Regions from separate parts of the Homo sapiens genome. Here region 1 is linked to region 2. A link is an interaction called in ENCODE POLR2A ChIA-PET data of the cell type or tissue named here. Cell type or tissue: HepG2. All regions are shown on one strand. Links, peaks and the distances in the headings refer to the core of each region. The heading gives the core; the rest is flanking DNA.

What was found. ChIA-PET counts read pairs that join two places held together with the same protein. Peaks named below come from ENCODE experiments on the same cell type or tissue, not always from the same donor. Only the 100,000 strongest peaks of a DNase experiment are listed, where the experiment ranks them.
Region 1: POLR2A ChIA-PET joins it to region 2 with 13 read pairs; 4 of 35 experiments call an interaction of 5 or more read pairs at or near these places.

Annotation. Positions count from the first base shown.
Region 1 is chr6:47,132,178-47,142,663 of GRCh38, reverse strand. LOC105375081 (a long non-coding RNA gene) reads left to right here and starts at 3,968. Exons shown (of 5, transcript XR_926864.3): 1 at 3,968-4,150; 2 at 6,275-6,337; 3 at 9,195-9,232; 4 at 10,462-10,486. In HepG2, for the core only: no CTCF peak of the experiment used is centred there; DNase peaks (open chromatin) are centred at 5,373, 6,713 and 7,823; H3K4me3 peaks cover 383 bases.
Region 2 is chr6:47,071,296-47,081,781 of GRCh38, reverse strand. No RefSeq gene overlaps it. Among named protein-coding and RNA genes, the nearest start is that of ADGRF1, 34 kb to the right of the region's middle. In HepG2, for the core only: no CTCF peak of the experiment used is centred there; DNase peaks (open chromatin) are centred at 4,781 and 5,621; H3K4me3 peaks cover 928 bases.

The DNA.
Region 1 (10,486 bases), core at 5,328-7,827, 59 kb before region 2:
TCTCAAAAGATACCATAGGATATGCATCTCAAAAATACGGGGTTAAACAAAGAAAGAGGAAAACATAAGACCAGAAATATAGAGATGGAAAGGAAAGTCCCAGGACCACAGTTGTGCAAATAATTCTGAGTGGAAGAGGAGTAAGGAAGGCCCAGCTGAGATTTCTTCAGGAAAAGATAATTAAACTGATAGATTTTCTGAGGGAAATGATCACATGGAAATAGAGCTCACAGGGGTTTCACAATTCTTTTGGAGGGCTTGATAAGAATTATCATTGTTAACATTGTCTACTTAAACATATTAGATAAGTCTTGCTCTAATTTTTTTCATTCTTTTAAGTACAGAATTAGTTTGCAATAATTATAGTTCCCTATTGCTAAAGGAAACCTTTTAAATGGTAAAATTCTGACTCACATACAATATAAAATGAATACATGTCAACGATTTTATTTAAGCTATTAGTTAATGAGGAACTAGTAAGATGTTATTACCATCAATTAATGAGGAAACTAGTAAAACAAAGGGGAATCTGTAAAACTGACATAAATAGGAAATAAATGATCATGAAGTGAATTTCCTGATAAATGCAAAACTGGCCACTTTCACCACGGAGAAATCAATTGAATCTCTACTGGACACAGTTCTCTTACATCTTTATGGGCAAGATTTATTTCCATTACTATCAGTTTTCTACAATTTTTAAAGTTGTAAAATGGCTCAGTTCTTAGAGAATCAGATAACTGGGAAAGGTGCACTAGGCACTATGTAATATTCCACTGGAAGAATATTAGATAACTTTTTTGCTCATTTCAGAGTTCTTCACATTTTTTCCTGACATACTCTTTAAATATTAAATTCTGTTTCTATTTAAAAGTATAATGGAGGAAAACATGTGTGTGCTGTTAACCAAACGAAAGGAATACATAGCTGTTTAATAACTGGGCAGAGCTGAGCTAGTAAATCTTGGAGAAGCTTATCTAAAACGCAGGTAGAGTTTTAAGAAGGTTGAGATAAACTTTAAGATTTCTTTTTTCTTTTTTTGAGACAGAGTCTTACTCTGTCGTCCAGGCTGGAGTGCAGTGGCACAATCTCAGCTCACTGCAACCTCCACCTCCTGGGTTCAAGTGATTTTCGTGCCTCAGCCTCCTGAGTAGCTGGGATTACAGGTGCACGCCACCACATTTGTATTTTTGTAGAGACAGGGTTTGTATTTGTATTTTAGTAGAGACAGGGTTTCATCATGTTGCCCAGGCTGGTCTCCAACTCCTGGGATCCAGTGATCCGCCCACCTCTGCCTCCCAAAGTGCTCAGATTACAGAAGTGAGCCACCATGCCCAGCCTACTTTAAGATTTCTAAGCCTTAATAGTGACAAGAAGCCTCATTGTAATTAATTCTTATTACATTTTCTAAATATATCAACTAGAACCCTAAAGGCAAACATTTTAGTTTGTATGGTTAAATAAAATTTATGAGAGGCCATTGTTCTAGACTGAGCTCCTACAATAGGCCCCAAGAGACCAGACTAGACCAGAAAGGAGTCACTGGGGTTAGGCCAGTTTAAAACATCACCAACAAAAACCCAGGAGATTCACAACAGCCAATAGAAAAGGAGACCTGAGCCGGCATGATTAGGAAGTCCCTTCTGCTTTAACCCATACAGGGAAATGACAAATCTGCTTCTTGTTCCTTGTCTCCACTTTCTTGAGGCTTTTCTGCCTATAAGGCCCAGCCTCTCTGCTCAGCAGAGTGTCTTTCTATTTCATTGCTGGGAGGTTTCCCACTGCATGGATAACTAATAAAAGTCAATTCAATCTTCAAAACTCAATGTGTTGAAATTTTGTTCTTTGACAGTATTGACAGATATCTTTTCCAGAGCAATTGAATCGTGATGGTAGTGGTAATATAGGGAGGGAAAAAACAGGTGCCAAAAACCTCAGGGATGTAGAAACTAGTTCTTAATTTACAAATCTTGTATGTAAGACATAAAAGCTAACTGCAAAAAAACAAACAAAAACCCACAAAGCTGAATACATATAAGGTAGTACCTAGGTAAAATTTTGACTTTTACTGTGAAATTTTCTTCTTCTATCACCTTCTTCCTTCTACATGGCCTTTAGGATGAAGACAAGAATGCAGAGTTGGTGGAGAATCCTAACTGTATGGAGGAGTTGCCTCTTAAAAGCATCAGCATTTTTGAGTAATAATGATAAAAAATGAGGGAAAATTGTTGTAAGGCTTGGAGGAAGAGTTACTGTAATTCACCTCTGAGAAATCACCAAAGCTGATTGCAATTATTAGAATATTGGGAGCAAGGAAAGGGGTTTGACACCAGCTGTGCAAAACTTATTTTACAAACAAAATTCCTACTTGGAAAGTGCTAACTTTAACAAGGGATTTAATAATGCCCTCCATTCAGGGTGCATATAAAATATTTGTTTTCTATATTATTCCTAATAGTGGTTTTTCTTGAAGGACAGATCCTAGGAGATGTTATATCCCCAAATATTCAGAGTAGACTTTTATACTTCCACTATTTCCTTTTCCCAAAGACCGTTTATAGAAGCAATTTATGGGGATGGATGCAGTGGCTCACTCCTGTAATCCCAGCACTTTGGGAGACTGAGGCGGATCACTTGAGCCCAGGAGTTTGAGACCAGCATAGGCAACATAGCAAGACCTTGTCCCTATTAAAAAAGAAAAAGAAGTGATTTATGGATCAACCTAACCAAAAAAGTATGGTGAATGTTCTTTCTTTTTCAAGTTTATTGAGTGTGATGGGGAGCAGGATGAAAAGATCTGGAGGTCAGAGGAAGGGACTGAACTTGTGTGAAGGTCCCACTATGTGTCAGACCCATTGCTGTGTAACTTATCCTTTGCTATCCTTTGAGATAAGGGTTTTTATCCCAGTTTTACAAATGAGGACACCAAGGCGCTACACTGGGCCCAACACAAGATAGCTGTTTATCTGACTCCAAGATTGTACGCTGTCTTTCTGTTAGACAAAATTGCATTGCTAAAAGTATTGCTGTTGGTCTGTTCAAGTCTGGTTCCCATCTTTGAATTCCCCCTAGGAGCTCTCTTTCTTATTCCATGGGTTGTTTTCCTGTGTTGTGTGTCCTCATCCCCCAGCTAGCCTTTTCCTGAGCCCCTCCTTGGCCCCACGCCCGCCTTCCCTTTTTGCATTGTCTGTGCTGTTAGCAGTAATGTACTTAAGCCCCTCTCTTGGGATAGCTGTGAACCTCCTTGAAGGTCTTCTCTCCCCTTTGACTTCTGGCACTTAGAACCCCTTCTGCTTTTCATTTGGGATTTATATCCTGCCTTCTGTTGAGTGTTTCCTTCCATACAGTTCAGGTTTTATTGAGATCTCTAAGGAGATGTAAGACCCTGAGGACAGTGATGGTGCCTTAAGGCTCTTTGAAAGTCTCTACTTCAAGTATAAGACCTTGCAGAGTGGGTGCTTGTAAACACTTGTTAAATACATGACTACAACCCTTTACAAGTTTGTCCCATGTTCTTCTCTCCACCATTGAAATGAAAATAATGGGCCAGGGGCAGTGGGTCACACCTGTAATCCCAGCACTTTGGGAGGCCAAAGTGGGTGGATCACCTGAGGTCAGGAGTTCGAGACTAGCCTGGCCAACATGATGAAACCCCATCTCTATTAAAAATACAAAAATTAGCCAGGCATGGTGGCATGCCCCTGTGATCCCAGCTACTAGGAAGGCTGAGGTGGGAGAATTGCTTTAACCTAGGAGGTGGAGGCTGCTGTGAGCTGAGATCGTGCCACTGCACACCAGCCTGGGAGACAGAGCAAGACCCCATCTCAAAAGTAAATAAATAAATAATGAATTAATTAATTAAATAAAATGGATTATAAAAAATACTTCTTTTTTTCAGAATTCCTGCAAAAGAGATAACTTCTGGTAAATAAAAATTTTCCAAGACATGAATGAGTCATCAAGGTTTAATTTATTTCAACATTCATTCCTAAAAACAGTTTATTTGCTTTTCCGCAGGAAAATTTGCATTCTCCCTGTTGTGGAAATAGGTGGGGATTTCGGGGCAGGCTGAAGAGGGAGCTATTTTTTTCAGAGATCTGCGCATTCCCCCTGTGAGGGAGGCTGACAAGGACCATGGAACTCAACCATTGTACGCAGTAAGACCACCACGCAAATGCAGCCACACTTTCTATGCTGCTCTTCCCCTTCGCTCTCTTCCTTGAGACTTCTCAGTACCACTCTGTTCTTCCTACCTACACCCCTTACTTCTCTCTATTTCTGCAAAGTGAGGTCTTATGGAGCTGGCCTGGTTTCAGCATCCTTGCTACCCCTTTCTAGAATGTTCCCAGAAGAGGAGAGTCACAACCAATCTTGCCTTTTCTTCTGCATGTCTCCAGTGACGTCTGGCTGGGCTCAGTCACTTCCTGGGTATTTTCCCACAACAGAAATCCTCGCGGTAACTCTGTAAAACCCAGCTCAGCTCCTATAACCGAGATGATACACTTTTTAAATTACGTTCTCATCATTTCCAATAAATTTCTTTCTAAAATACCACTTTGAAGACACGTAGCTTCCTATCATTATAATTTTTTTTTCATCTATTTGGTTCCAGGAATTGAATTTACTCACAGGCATCATTGCCCAACTTCATGTCTGAAGGATTTAAGACAAAGCTTTTCAATCTGAAATGACAGGCTGGAAAACCAAGTGCCAGTTTTCCACGCAAAAAATCAGAGATCCATGCAACAGCTTCTTTGGCTCTGGCAGAATGGGAAAATTAGTGATTGAACACTTCTCTGGGCTCAGCCCCCTCGCCCACCAATTTGTAAATTAGGCTGAGTTATTTGCATTTTTACAGTCTCAAACCGTTTGTAGAAACATGCCATTTTGCCTTTTTAAACCCAAATAATAACGTTGCAAGAATTTGGCAGTTAAATGACATCTAGCTCTCTGATTAAAGAGAGGAAAGGAAAGCCATTAGTCTCATATCCATCCTTAGTGGGGAAATACATCTTTAAGAAATTATGGCACAGAATAGTTCCATTTACAATCATTCAAGTTTTTTTTTTTCTGAGAAGTCGTGCTTGATATCAATTATCCATTTTTCCCTTCTCTTTGTGCTGTCCTCAGAATTCTTCCTGAGAAGTTAACTTTAATCTTCTGCTTTGTTTCAAAGCCTGTATTAGATTAACCTCTCTTTTTCTTTTTATTTGGGAATGACTAATTAGCAAGCAGAAATTAAATTTAAAAATTTAACTTCTCTGCACAGTAGATTTCTCAAGATCCTCAGACCCTGTAGGCAGTATGAATGGATTCTCCTGTAAAGCCTTTATTTCATGTTGTGTTGTGGTTTCCAGGAAGACAAAATGCACTTTGGACCACATCAACTTGAATAACATACTGGGTGCTCTAAATTGACTCTTCTGTCCCTTCAGGATGAGATTTCAGTGATTTTAAAGTCCAGAGTATTGGAAAGAGAAGAAGAAATTTTCATAGCCTGGTGGACAAAGGAATTTGATAGAAAATACTGTAGATAATTGTAGAATTCAGGACTAGAAAGCCCAGATATGTACAGGAACTTCTTTCTTTTAAAGATTAAGACAATGAGATGCAAACCTAATTATAGTCGAAGCCCGAAGGTTTATACAGGTCTGGTTCCATTTCCCTATTAGTACTTTCTCGAATGCACTATCCTCTGGATACAGGCACAGGAATGTATGATCCAGTTATATCAGCCTGGTCTAAATTTCAATTAATTGCGCCTTCTTACCAACTGTCACCCCAAGTATCCCTCAATACCACAGTTCATTCCTTTCTGATTTCCATTTTCTTCTTTTATCTTCCTTTCCCTCCCATCTTTTATTTTATTTTGCTCTGATTGTTTTCACTTAGTAAAAGCACCACCGTTTGTTGCTTCCTGGGGAATGGGCACTTCTCTCAATTGTGGCTCCCAGCCTCTGGTCTTTTCTGTCTCTTCTCAGGATCTACCCACATCTTTATCTCAAGCTTTCATTTCTCTCAGTCACTAGTCCAAAAGAACAAGGCTCCCTAACGCTTGCTACCAACAGGTGCCAGTAAAAGATGCCTCCCTTTGTTCTATATGAATTTAGATAAAATGTTTGTTTTACATATGAATTGGTATCAAAAAGCAAGTTGGTTCTGTCTAAGAAAGCAAAGGCCTGAATAAGAGCAAGGTAATAGATTTAAGGATGGAGATGATCATGATGATGCCATTGATAATTACAATACCTTGCATTTCTATTGTTCTTTCCAGCATGCAAAGCTCTTTCAATTTCATCATCTCATCCCACCATCACAACGCTGGGAGATCAGTTAGGTTCGTATTAGTTTTGCCATTTTATATGAAAGCCAAGTCTTAGGTAAGTAAACTGATGTGTCTCAGGACCTCACTCCAGGAAAGATAAAATCAGGTTGAAACCCATGTTTTAGGACTCTGAGCCCCAGAATGTTCTGCTTCTCTGGAATACAGTCTGATGAGATTGTGAATCAAAAAGATACCTCACTGCCCGGTAGTATAGGTAATTATATTATCACAAAGGTTTTGGGTAAACATAATGGAGAAAACAATGTTGACAGGCCGATAAAACGGGAATAGCTCACTAAAGGAGATTGTGTAATCTTTCCTTCATGGAGGATTTATCTGAAACAACAGGTTTCTAGTATTCCCTACAGCATTCCAAACCCTGTTTCCAGAAGGCAATTTGCCAATAGGTATCAAAAACATTAAAGGCATGACTAATGGTAACCTCAGACAAATGACTCAGCATCTCCAAAGTCAGTTTCCTCATCTGTAAATAGTAGGGTTTGGGGGAGGATTAAATAATGTTTTGTAAAGTACCTGGCACAGAGGGTGTATTTGATAAATATTGTCAATGTTTTAAGAGTAATGATGACAATATTTTCACTTGTAAGAGGAAATAAGCACAAAGATTTTGTGATAAAGACATTCTTTGCTGTGTTTTTACAAGTACTAGTGAAAAGTTGGAAACAACCTGATTCCAGCAGTAGAGAATTGGTAGAATAGGGTCTGCTGGTATATCTAGCAGCCTAGATTATTATTAGGCAGTCATTTAAAAGGACACAAAATATGTTATTACATGGCAAGATGATCTTGATTTATTGTATTTTAAAAAACAAGTTTAGAATGTTAAATACAGTGTGCTTTTTTGTTATACGTAGATATGGGTAAAAATCTGGATGGGTTTACATCACTATCTTAACAGGTATTGATCCTGGAGAGAGAATTATGAATACCTTTTACTTTATTATTTTTGCTTCTCTGTATTTAAGTTTTTTCAACAATAACATGTACATCATTTAAAATAAAATTATATTTATTTTTAAATTTCAGGCTTTCTTACTTACCCTTCTCTCCCTCAGTTTATCAGATCTGTGCTGCAGGGCACTAGAAACAGACAACATTCACTAAAAGCCATTTACTAAACATTCACTAAAATAACAAGTATTAATACTTTTTGAGTATCTACTATTGCCCAGGCACTGTTCTAACCAGATGGACAAAACTGCCATCAGAGAGCTTAGCTTTAGTGGAGGGAAGACCCAAAATAGACACATGAAGAAGGGAGAGTAGACCCCACATCCAGAAAAGATGAAAATTTCTATTCCTCCTAGCAACGCTTGCTTCCCACTCCTACAAGCACCCTGCAGTCTGAGATCCAACGTCATTTCTTTGGATAAAGGCCACTTATCTTGTAAAGCGAACAGTCTGCTTAAGTGTAACATGCTGTGTCAATACTGGTAATTTATACCTTGGTGTGAGTCATTTCCTGAGAATAGATTATCTGACCGTAAAGGGAAAAGGGCTGGGAGTGAAAGTACACTGAAGAAAAGGCAAGGGAGGGGATGGGAGAAGGAATCTGGCTTCAAAGCTTCCCAATTTTAGAAAAGTAGAGGATGTGAAAATGGAGTGGGCTGGGGTGGAGTGTTGGTGTGCCACCGACACAAGTGGGGAAGGAATGTGCAAGTGGGGTCAAACTTCACACATTTCTCTAGGTTTTTAGGAACTGATCTTGGTTGTAGCAGCTTTTCTATAGATCTGAACACAAATGTCACTTCCTCTTCTCTTTCCCTTTTCTTTTCTCTTCCTCTGACTTCCCGTTTTATTGTTCACCAGCAAATCCATCTTTTTTTTTTTTTTTTTTTTTGAGATGGAGTCTCGCTCTGTCGCCCAGGCTGGAGTATAGTGGTGCTATCTCGGCTCACTGCAACATCTCTCTCTCGGGTTCAAGCGATTCTCCTGCCTCAGCCTCCCTAGTAGCTGGGACTACAGGTGCCCGTCACCACACTCGGCTAATTTTTGTATTTATCGTAGAGATGGGGTTTCGCCACATTGGCCAGGCTTGTCTCGAACTTCAGGTGATCCACCTGCCTTGGCCTCCCAAAGTGTTGGGATTGCAGGTGTGAACCACCGTGACTGGCCAAATCCACCTTTTACATGTTGTTGTTTTTTAATGTTTGATTTTTTAATTTTTGAGATGGAGTCTCGCTTTGTCACCCAGGCTGGAGTGCAGTGGTGCCATCTCAGCTCACTGCAACTTCTGCCTCCTGGGTTCAAGTGATTCTCCTGCCTCAGCCTCCTGAGTAGCTAGGACTACAGGCATGTGCAACCACACTGGGGCAATTTTTGTATTTTCAGTAGAATATGGGGTTTCACCACCATGTTGGCCAGATTGGTCTCGAACTCCTGACCTCAAATGATCCACCTGCCTCAGCTTGGCAAAGGGCTGAGATTACAGGCGTGAGCCACCGTGCCTAGCCAAAGTGTAGTTTTAATGTTATCTGTGCAGTAAGGCTTGATCCTCCCACACTCTACCTCTTTTCTCACCCCTAGTTGGGCAGAAATTCTCTGGATTCTCTGACACCACTTTATCAGATAACAAGACTCCAAGTTAATCCTATGCAACAATTACTTTCTACATTGAGTTGTAGTTGTAAAAGTAAACACTGTCTCGCTTACAGGAGAAGATGATCGTTAAGGGTAGGGTCTATGTCTATGAATCTTTGTATGGTTCAATGACAACATTAAGGAAACACCAGATTAAAGTCATTACCCTCATGGTGGCACAATTTGCGGTACATATTACAGGTTTAATAAGTATTTGTTGGATGAATTGAATGAATGAACGAATGAACCCAACATTTGCTTCTTACAGGTGCCACTCAGCCACCCGCGCTGGGATTTGACTCAACCGTAAGTTGCCAGGGAAACAGCCAGATTAGATCCTACGACATTTCTTTGTTCCATTCCCATTCTCACTTCTAGACCACATCACCTGGAAGGAGATAAAACCCTGGATCTGGAAGAATTTGGGATGCTGGGCAATATTTAACCCAAATAGAGGGGCTAGCTGCCAGTCTGACTGTCTCGGCGGAGTAATACTGCAGTAATTATGTGATAGTCTTGTGTATATCAAAAGAATATTTGATGTCCTGAGGGCAGTGGAGAGCATGAGAAAGAAAAATACGCCTGGATGGAGACATTTAAAATACTAGCTAGGTGTTTAACAACTGCGTTGAATTTAATATGTTTCAGTTGCATGCCTGCTGGGACTCTTTTCCCTCCAACCAGACTCAATTGTCTTTTAAGGCACTTGAGCTCTAGCAAGGAGAGAGGTTTGAACCTCTGGTATGTATATTTATAGACTGTTGGAGACATGAGAGCAATCACAGTAATTCCTGGAGTGAATTTCCTCCCCTCCTGTAACCTAAATAAATTTCACTCAGCAGTGTGGGTACTCTAATCCCTTCCTCACCCTTGCCATATCTGACACCCTTTATTGTTTCCCTAGCAACTGCCCAGCATGGGGAGGCTATAAAAGGAGCAACAATAAACAAAATGAATTACAACAAAGGTGACTAGCTGGCAGAATTAGCACAGTGGAGGGTGGAGGGGTTTGATCTCACATAGACTTTTCTAGTATTTCTCCTTTTCTCCTCTCCGAAGACCCTTGGCTCTGTTATTTCTCATAGCACTATAGAGCTAGCATTGATAACTCCCAGCTTTTAGAAAGCTAGCTCAAAAAGAGATCAGAGAGTTAAGAGTGACTTTTCCTAAGTCCAGGCGCGGTGGCTTATGCCTGTAAACCTAGCACTTCGGGAGGCCGAGGCAGTGGCTCACTTGAGGTCAGAGACCAGCCTGGCCAACATGGTAAAACCCTTTCTCTACTAAAAATACAAAAAAAATTAGCCTGTATGTGCCTGTAATCCCAGCGACTGGAAGGCTGAGGCACAAGAATCACTTGAGCCCAGGAGGTGGAGGCTGCAGTGAATTGAGATCGCGACATTGAGCTCTAGCCTGGGTGATAGAGTGAGACTTTCTCCCCCACAAAAAAGAATGACTTTTCCTAAATCATGAGGCTTGACCCTAATTATTTTTTCAGATATTTTGCATTTAATTCTGTTATTGTTATTTATTTCCAGTATTCCAGTGGTACCACCAACACCG
Region 2 (10,486 bases), core at 3,527-6,026:
CTTAATTTAAAAATGTTGTAATAAAACATAAAAAGTGTGTTAGGAAAGATAGAGAACATTGTATAGCCAATCAACAGTGATTGCCAAACCTGCATTAAGTTCTAATCCGATAAAGAACAATAAAATTTTTTTTTAAAGATAACAATCTTCCAATATGAGGGGGACTTTATTTCTGAAACACAGTGAATACGGCAGTCTCAATTTGCTACAATTTAGATTCTGGTTGGGAGTTTAAGTAGTACTTTACCAATGCCACATTTCATCAATGCATTATTTTTATAACTTTTTTTTTTTACAAATATATGCACTTTATGTAACATACAATCTATCTATAAGAATATACTATTATTAAAAATAACACAGCACTCATAGTTCCATTACCCAGAAGAGAGTAGTGGCTTCAGAATTTCTGTGTAGGAAGACAGCAAACTGGTTGGAAAGTGACAACTATAGAGAACTGAGTCAATGTTTCTTTGCAAAACATTTTACTTTTATTGAGGTTTGTTCTAATCAAAGATGAAAGACGAAAAGCTAAGGCACTGAAGTAAATGTTGGTGCCTGAGATCGTTTGTATTTTCCAAAGGTCCCCACAATATATCTTATCCCACATGTTCTTCCTACAATGTGATGTTGGCCCTCCTGCCACTGAGTGGTGAAGTCTGTGTTTCCTGCTGTCTGTCATGGGCTGAATTGTGCCCCCCACAAATATTTGTGTGTTGAAATCCTAACACCTAGTACCTCAGAATACAAACTTATTTGGAATTAAGGTTTTTAAAGAGGTGATTAAATTAAAATGAGTCTTTAGGGTGGGCTCTTATCTATAAGGACTAGTGTCTTTTTTTTTTTTTTTTTTAAGAGACTGAATCTCACTCTCAGTCTGCACGCTGGAGTGCAGTGGTATGACCATAGCTCACTGCAGCCTCAACCTCGTGTTCAAGTGATCCTTCTGCCTCAGCCTCCAGGGTAGCTAGGAATACATGCTGTCACGCCTGACCTGGCTTATTTTTTAAAAAATTTTTTGTAGAGATGGGGTCTTGCTATGTTGCTAGCTATGTCTCTAGCTCCTGCCTCAAACAATTCTCCTGTCTTGGCCTCCCAAAATGCTGGGATTACAGGCATGAGATACTGTACCCAGATAAGGACTAGTGTTTTTATAAGAAAAGGAAATTTGGAGACACAGAGAAACACTAGACATGTATACACACAGAGAGATGATGATGTGAGAACACAGTAAAAAGGTGGCCATCTGCAAGCCAAGGAGAGTTCCCCCAGAGAAACCAACCCTACCAACACCCCAATCTTGGACTTTCAGCTCCAGAATTGTGAGAAAATATAGTTTCTATTGTTTAAGCCACCTGGTCTGTGGTATTAGGTTACAGTAACCCTAACAGACTAACACACCTCCTATCTTAGTTCAGGCTGCTGTAACAAAATGCTATAGACTGTGTGGCTTAAATAGCAGACGTCTATTTTTCACAGTTCCTGAGACTGGGAAGTCCAAGATCAGGATGCCGGCATGGCTGGCTTCTGGTGGAGGCCCTCTCCCTGGCTCGCAGACAGCCATCTTCTAACGGTGTCCTCAAGTGGTGGAGAGACAGAGGGCTCAGTTTTCTTTCTCTTATAAGAGCACCAATCCCATCATGGGTACTTCGCCCTCATGACCTTATCTAAATCTAATCATCTCCCAAGGCTCCTACCTCCAAATCCCATCCCACTAGGGACTAGAACTTCAACATATGAATTCTGGGGGGACACAGACATTCAGTCCATAGCACTTCTCTTTGAATCTGGCTGGTCCTTTATGGGTGCCTGGACCAATACAGTAAGGCAGAAGTGACACTGTGACTTTCAAGGATAGGTCATAAAAATACCAAGTGCGTTCCCCTTGTTCTCTCGAAATGCTCCTTCTTGGAATCCAGAGCCATGAGGAGGAGAGGCCACCTTGTGGAGAAACCACGTATAGGTGTTCTAGCCTAAAGCCAACACCATCGTGAGCCTTCAGATGACTTCAGTCCTCAGCAGTCATCGTCACCCCCGAGTGTTCAAGCTACACCAGCTGATACCATGTAATATAGTGACAAGTTGTCCAGCCAAGCTTTGCTCACATTGTAGATTCGTAAGGGAAATGAATGATTGCTGTTGTTTTCCGTGACTAAGTTTGGGGTGGTTTTTTACCCAGCACCTAGGTCCCTTTTACTGAGCCAGTGTATCCATCCTTCACCAGATAAGAGTGTGGGCTGCTAACAGTTTACAGCTGCTCCTTCTTCCTTCAGAGAATTACTATAGGCTGACTGGAGTCCCAAGGGAGGTTACGTTCACCACCCTCAGCCCAGGGGCAGCCTGCAGCCAATGAGCGGTACATAGGTGGTCCCCTTGCCTGAAGCAGAACCAACTCTGGGGTACATTTCACGCTCCCTGAGATTAGGGTGAAGCCGGAGCTCAGGTGAGGACATTCTTGTCTAGCTCTTTCCCTGCTCCGTCTCCTTCCTGCTCTCCCTTTCTTCTGAGACTCCCCTCAATAAATCGCATGTGCTGAAATCCCTGTCTCAAACGCTGCATCTAGGTGTCTGATCTAAAACAGGGACAAACGGGAGATATTAGGCAGAGTCAGGGAGAAATCTTCCCCAGCCATCTGTTGATGGCTCTGCTGCCCAGACATATCTTGTTAATATTTTACTATACATGAAATTATCTAATACTTGTAAAGCATTTAGTAAATTCCCCAGCTTATAGTAAGCACTCAATAAGTGTTAGCCATTATTACCATATCTCTCAGTACTTTTTTTTGTTTTTTTTTTTTGAGACAGGGTCTCACTCTGATGCCTAGGCTGGAGTGCAGTGGCATGATCTTGGCTCACTGCAACCTCTGCCTCCGGGTACAAGTGATTCTCCTGCCTCAGCTTCCTGAATAGCTTAGATTGCAGGTATGTGCCACCATGCCCAGGTAATTTTTGTATTTTTAGTAGAGACTGGGTTTCACCATGTTGGCCAGGCTGGTCTCAAACTCCTGGCCCCAGTGATCTGCCCGCCTGGCCTCCCAAAGTGCTGGGACTACAGGTATGAGCCACCACGCCCAGCCTCCGAGTACTTTTTCTATATTTAATAATAATGTCTATTGAGTACATATTATATGTCAGGCACTGTTTGAATTATATTTCATGTATAACCTACTTAGTTCTCACAACAAGCTTATTTGGTAACAGGTAATATTATGATTGAGGCAAATGAGTCTCAAAGAAATTAAATAACTGATCCAAAGATATACAGGAAATAAGAGACAGAACTGCAAGTGTTATACATATGCTCATATTATATTTTAATAGTCAGTTCACTAACCTTTTTGTGACCAATTGCCTAAGTGTGAAGCAGGATACTTCACTGCATTTTAAAGAGCTACGAATATGTATAGTGGTTCACTGCAGCTCTTACTTCATTCTCCTATCCTGGGAGCTACCATGCTCACAGACTTCTTGGTAACATCATTTATTTTGATTCTTTCTTACTGAAGTGCCTCACCTCTTCTCTCTACTTATCTAAACCTAACTATCCTTTAACATTCACTTCAAAGCCTATCTCTCCAAACATGAAATCCCATGTTAATTACTTCACTATTCACAATAGCCCAAATGCAGAAATGTCCATCAATGGATAAATGGATTTAAAAAATGGGCTATACACATAATATGGAATATTATTCAGCCTTAAAATGGAAGAAAATCCTGCAATATGTGACACCACAGATGAACCTGAAGGACATTAGGCTAAGCGAGATAATCCAGTTACAGAAGGACAAATGTTTCATGATTCCACTGATACGAAGGATCTGAAAAATAGTCAAATTCATGGAAGCACAGAATAGAATTGTGGTTGCCAGGGGCTAGGAGGAGAGGCAAACGAGGAGTTGCTGTTCATTGGGTATACAGTATACAGTCTCAGTTATATAAGAAGAATATATTCTAGAGATCTAGTGTGCAACATCATGCCTATAGATAACAATACTGTATTATACACTAAAATGTGTTAAGAAGATAGATCCCAGGTTAAGTATTTTTACCACAATAAAATTTAAAAGAAAAAAAAGAAAACCCTAAGTTCTATTCGTCCATGTTGTTTTACCTGATTTCTGATGCACTTGCTCATTTCTTCTGCAGTGAACTCCTTCAGTATTTATTGGATATGTAAGTTATTTCTGCCTCTATTTCCTGCCACTGCTGATCCCTATACTGATGATTCTGTTTCCATCAGTCACACTGAGAGCATTTTGAAGGCAGGAGCAAAACTTATGTATTTGTTATTTCTCCAGTATCTTGCATAGTGCCTGTGACAAGGCAGATTCTTGATAGAATTTTGTTGATTGCATGAATAAATCAATAAACTATTTCATAGATGTGCATGTTTCCTATCTTTAATCTCAATTATAAGATCGTCGAAGTCCAGACCTGGTTTTTAATTTCTTTTGTCCCTCATTATGTTCAACAAATGCTAGATCTGTTGCAGAAATACTCATGGAACTGAACTAGAATTGTCTGCCCTGAAGGATTGGTCACATTTTACTCTTGCTCTGGGAAAAGGATAACTCTCTGTCAAAGGGAAGCAGTCCCACGTGAAAGCCTACATGGAATTAGCAAAATATTTAATCTCTGAGCTTGCTGCACAGCCTGCTCTATGTGTACTGTTTCTATAACTCTGCATGTGACCAAATGTCCTTGAGTTGACCTTGTGGGGATATGTAAACCGTGGGACTCAAGGAGGGATGTTTGTGGGAGGAGGGGATCATGTGATGTGGAGCAAACTTTATTTGCAATTCCCTGACTCTAGAGTGATTTCTGGGAAGTGGCAAGAGGTGACTCCACAAAGAGCCTTGCCGGCTTCTACAAAGACTTGACTTTTTGTGGGGATGGCATTCTGCCAGGCTGAGAGGAAGTAGAAAGTAAAGGGGCAGCTCACTCCAGGTCCCATCCTGACTCGCACCAGTTTTTTAATGCCAGTTTTTAGCATGAAGCTTCTCCTTCACAAGCTGAAGGCTGAGCTAAAGGAATACTGGTATGACCCTTTGTACCGAAGACCGAACTCATTCATTTCTATAAATAAAAACCAATTTTAAAAATGCATCAAGGAGCTTGCTATTCAGAGTATCACAGTGCATACTTTTGCAGCGTGAACTGTCTGATCCCCCTCAACTTTATCACTTTCGTAAACATACATGATCAATATTGTAGTTTGTTCAAATAAATTTATGCTCATTTTCGATGAATAGAAAAAGGCCACAAGGTACAAGGGACTTAGGAAAGTACATGAAGCTTTAGAGAATATTTCAAACTTGTTCCTATTGGGGTGCTTGGATAGCTTCAATTTCAACTTCGAGGTTATTATATGTGCATGCTGCTGTCAGCTAGAAGAGATGAAGCCTCCATGGTTTGGGGTCAGGGTTGGAATAGGGTAGGGAGAAGTTCTGGGCAATTCGCAGCTGTAGGAAGTGCGTGTTCTCTCTTAATTTTGTTTACTTAAAAAGAGAAAAAGAAATCCACATGTCTCTTTGAAGCCCTGTGGGACTGTTTTCACTGTGAGCACACAGAGAAAGCCTGGGATTGTTCCTGGAATGCTGGTCTCACCATTTATTGTCCTTGAATTTAATGCCTGCTTTGCATTTGGGATAAAGATTCATTCATTCCTGTGCCAAGAAATAAAGAATCCCATTGTCTTCCTGCCCAAATTGTTCCAAGACCATCTTTTTTTCCAAGGCCAACAAGCCCAGATAACATCTTGCATGGCCCCATGATCTGGTGTCCAAAAGGACGTTGTACCCTCTCTTGTCAGAGCTTTTCCGCCACAATACTGTTACACAGAGTAGACCTGCTCCTCTCAGCACCAGAAACCTCATCTCTTTCACAGGGATCCTTAATCACCTCTGCAGATTGCCAAACCAGACATACTGCAATTCACTGAAATGACGGCCGTGTCATTTTAATAGAGTGGTGAGCCCTTGGTGGCTGCCGACTAGATCCAGGGGGAGAAATGAGTGTTGCTGTTTTGCATGCTGTGACATGCTTTATCTCAGAATATTCCTTGATTACTCACAAGAATAAAGGCCAGTTTAATTAAAATGAACACAGAAGTATGAAAAAATCACGGGCAAAAGGGGTTCCAAATAAGTTGGTGATTTCTTCAAGCTAAAACCACCCCCAGGGGCTGCAGCCTAAACACATTTCTTTTTCCTTTCTAACAGAATGTTCCTGTTCATTTAGAGGGTTTAATTCCAACCATCATGAAAATGGCCACGTTGTTTCTTCCACATCCCTTCCACATCTGCCCTCCTAAACCTTCATCCTTTCCTTCAAGCCTTCCTCTGCCAAAGAGCTACTGGCCTCCAACTTCTGAGAGAAAATGGAAGATATGCCCCCTCCTCCCCGCCTCTCTCTTCCTTCAGTTTCACACAAAGACAGTCTTTCTCCAGTTTACTGCTAGTCCCGCCTCTTGTATTCCTCATCCAAATGTCTCCTCTAGGAACTTGTTCCAAGTTATTTCTGCTTTCCATTGCATCGTCCTTTTCTCTTTCAACTGGCTCCATTTCCATGTGCTATAAAAATGCTCAGTTCTCTTTCATCTTTTTTTTTTTTTTTTTTGAGATAGAGCTTTGCTCTGTTGCCCAGGCTGGAGTGCAGTGGTGCGATCTCGGCTCACTGCAACCTCCGCCTTCCAGTATCAAGCGATTCTCCTGCCTCAGCCTCCCGAGTAGCTGGGATTACAGGCACTCACCACCATGCCCAGCTAATTTTTGTATTTTTAGTACAGATTAGGTTTCACCATGTTGGCTAGGTTGGTCTTGAACTCCTAACCTCGTGATCCACCCGCCTCATCCTCCCAAAGTGCTGGGATTACAGTCGTGAGCCACCACGCCCGGCCCTCCTTCATCTTTTAAAAACACCCCTCCTCACCTTTACTTAACCTGTGTCTTTCTCCTCTTCTTCCCCAATACTTTTCCTTCTTCCCTTCCCCTCCTGGATAAGGTCCTTCAAAGGATCCTTTCTATTGGACATGTCTACTCCTACCTACATTTTGCAGGCTATATTTTCCACAACATTGGTTTCCTCTTTAAACCCTCAGCCTCCCACACAACAACTCTCCCACTCGTAGCCCACAATTCCAATGAAATGGTTCTGAAACAAGGCACGAAATATCTTCTTTATTTTCTTTTTTAAAAAATAAATTTTGTTATGTATATTTGAGGTTTGCAACAGATAGATAGTAAAATGGTTACTGCAGTGAAGCAGATTAACAGGTCTATCATCTCATACAGTTACATTTTGAAAATGACCTTCTAATTGTTAAAGGCAAAGGACTTGTTTTAGCCTCACCTTGTTTGGATTTTTACATAGTATTTGTCTCCATCAATTACTTTTTGAAATTCTACTCTTGATTTCCATGACACCATCACCTCTTACTTCTCCTTCTCGAGAATTTCTCCCTACCCTATTCCAACCCTGACCCCAACCCAAGGAGCCTTCATCTCTTCTGGCTGACAGCAGCATGCATATATAATGACCTTGAAGTTGAACTTGAAGTTCCCAACAGGAACAAGTTTGAAATATTCTCTAAAGCATCATGAACTTTCCTAAGCCCCTTGTACCTTATGGCCTTTTTCTATTCATCGAAGATGAATACTTTTCCTTCTCACTCTCTGATGATTCCTTCCCACCCCCATCCCCAGATTCCTTAGGGTCCTTGGGTCTCATCCCTTCTCAATCTCCTGTGGCAATTTCCTCCATGTCCATGGTTCCATCTTCTACCTACATACTGATGGCCCCTATATTTATATCTCCACCCCAGACTTTCCCCCTAAGTTCCAACTGTTTCCTTCAAGATCTCTTCCCCTTGGCAGCTCAAACTCAACACACCCCAAATTGCACTTACCTTTCCTATAAATCTTGTACCCCAATCTGCAGAATGACACCACCATTTAAATCGGAAACCTGGGGGTCATCCTCCCTCTTCCTCTTTCCTTCACCTCCTATGGTTTCCTAGTCAGTTACCACATCTTGTAGACCTGACCTTCCTTGGCAACTCTGATATGTATTTGGTGCTCTCCTCCTCTGTTCCTGTCTTTTTCTTGTATTATTAAAATGCTCCTCTTGCCTCTGGGTTTTTGCGTGTGCGTGTGTGTGTGTGTGTGTGTGTGTGTGTGTGTCTGCAATCGATCTTCCTTAAAGCAGCTGGAGTGAAATTCCTTCAATGGCTTCCTGTTGCTTTTAGGATGCAGTGCATACTCCACAGGGGAAGCAAAAAACCCTATTATCATCTAGCCCCAGCCTGCCCCTCAGCTCTCCATTTATCTCTCACCCACACCTCTTGCACCACAACACACAGACCACAAGCTAAACATATGCTCTATTTTCACTTTGCCCAGATTGACCTCTCTCTATTTACCTTTCCTTATTTGTCTCGTTGCTCAATTTTTCTCTGCCCCCAACCCTCATCTATGCCACATTACCTAAAAATCTGTGTTTTAAGACCCAACTCCAGGGTTATTTCATCTCTAACCACTAGGAGGCTTTTCTTGAATAATACCCCACCCCTACCTCCAGGTACAGCCATTCCCTCCTTTAAACCTCATGGCACTCTGTACATTCTTGAACTTGGATGCCATTGTCCTTTATTACCACCATTGTTCATTTTTGTTTCAGCACTTTTCACAGTGCCAGAATGGAATAAATGTTTCTCTGAATCAGTGAATGGACTCTTAGCATTTCCAGTCTTACAAGGGCAACTTACAAATCTCAAGTAGCAACCGTGGATCAGTTTTGCTCTACAAGATAACTGCCATGAGAAAGGAGATAAAGCTATCTGGCTTGCCTGAGATTTTCAATAACCAAGAGTATGAGTTTTCTCTTAGTTAGCATTTGTGGAGTGCTTACTGAGGGTTAGGTTGTGTGAGAACATTCTCTGCTGTTAGCCAAACATTAAAATAGCTCTTTCAGGATAAGTGCTTTTAATGCTCTTTAATACTTTGAAGATAATTGTAATTTGGGGTTAGGAAACACTTTAGCAATTTAAATTTATAAGTTGTTCAAATTGAGTTTGCATTTTATTTTTACAGGCTAGCAACATAACTAATTTGAATTTGTGCTTTGCTATTTCATTTTTTCAAGCACAGGCCTCACTCCTTGGTAGCTAGGAGGAACACATTCTTAGGTGCCCCGATGTAGAATATTTGCCTAATGGTGTCAGAGAAAAGAAGTCATAGCTGAACCTATTTACTGAGTATTTCCTCTGTACTAGGCACTTTCTTCATATTATCTCATTTAATCCTTACAACAACCCTTGTGTGCAGGGATTCATTTACATAAAAGGAAACTGAGGCTCTGTGCATGCCATTCAATGGAGAGATCCCTCTCCAGCAAAGGGTGTTCATCAAGAGAGTTGTTGGCCGGGTGTGGTGGCTCATGCCTGTAGTCTCAGCACTTTGGGAGGCCAAGGTGGGTGGATCACTTGAGGTCAAGAGTTCTAGACCAGCCTGGCCAACATAGTGAAACCCAGTCTCTACTAAAAATATAAAAATTAGCTGGGTATAGTGACATACACCTGTAATCCCAGCTACTCAGGAGGCTGAGGTGGAACAAAATCACTTGAACCCGGGAGGCAGAGGTTGCAGTGAGCCCAGATTGCACCACTGTACTCCAGCCTGGGTGACAGAGTGAGACCCTGTCTCAAAAAAAAAAAAAAAAAAAAAGAGACTTCTTTGCTCCTGGAGATATTTTTGGGCAGGCAGTGGGATAAGGAGGCAATGGTGTTTGTCTGGGATCTTTTCCAACCACTGGCCTTCAGTACCTGCCAAGTATCCTGGGTCTCACCCTTCCCTGAGACCCTCATCCTTTTGTAACCACCAACGAGAAAGGCCTGATTGTGTCATCTACCCTGATTTGTGGCACCATCTGTTTCCATGTTCCCTGACTACTTTGGGTGCTAGTTTGTTTAATCCTCTGAAATTCAACACTCTTGAAATTCAACTTGAGCCAGATGCTCAAGATCAAATAAACTAATCTTCTAATCTTATAAACTAAACTATTAATGGGTAATGGGGGGAAGATTAGAGAATCTAATCAAGACACAGGCTAAGAATCTCTATCTTCCCCATCTATTTCAAAAATTCATATTAAATGCTTTCTGGAAACTATGTCTTACAGTGCCAGTGTTGTTTACCCTAAGGACGAGTCTTAGGGTACATTTTAAGGCATGAAGTAGGAAAGGGTCATAGTGCAGTTGACCAGAAGATATCCTCTTTTAAGGAAAGTATGGGGCTTTGAGTTGAAAAGCCTCAAATTAGCTAGAACAGTGCTGTCCAATAGAAATATACCATTAGCCACATAGCCACATATGTAATTTAACGTTTTCTGGGAGATGTTATAAAAATGTAAAAAGAAACAGGTGAATTTAATTTTAATAATATATTTTATTTAGCCTAATTGATTAAAATATCATTTCAATATAT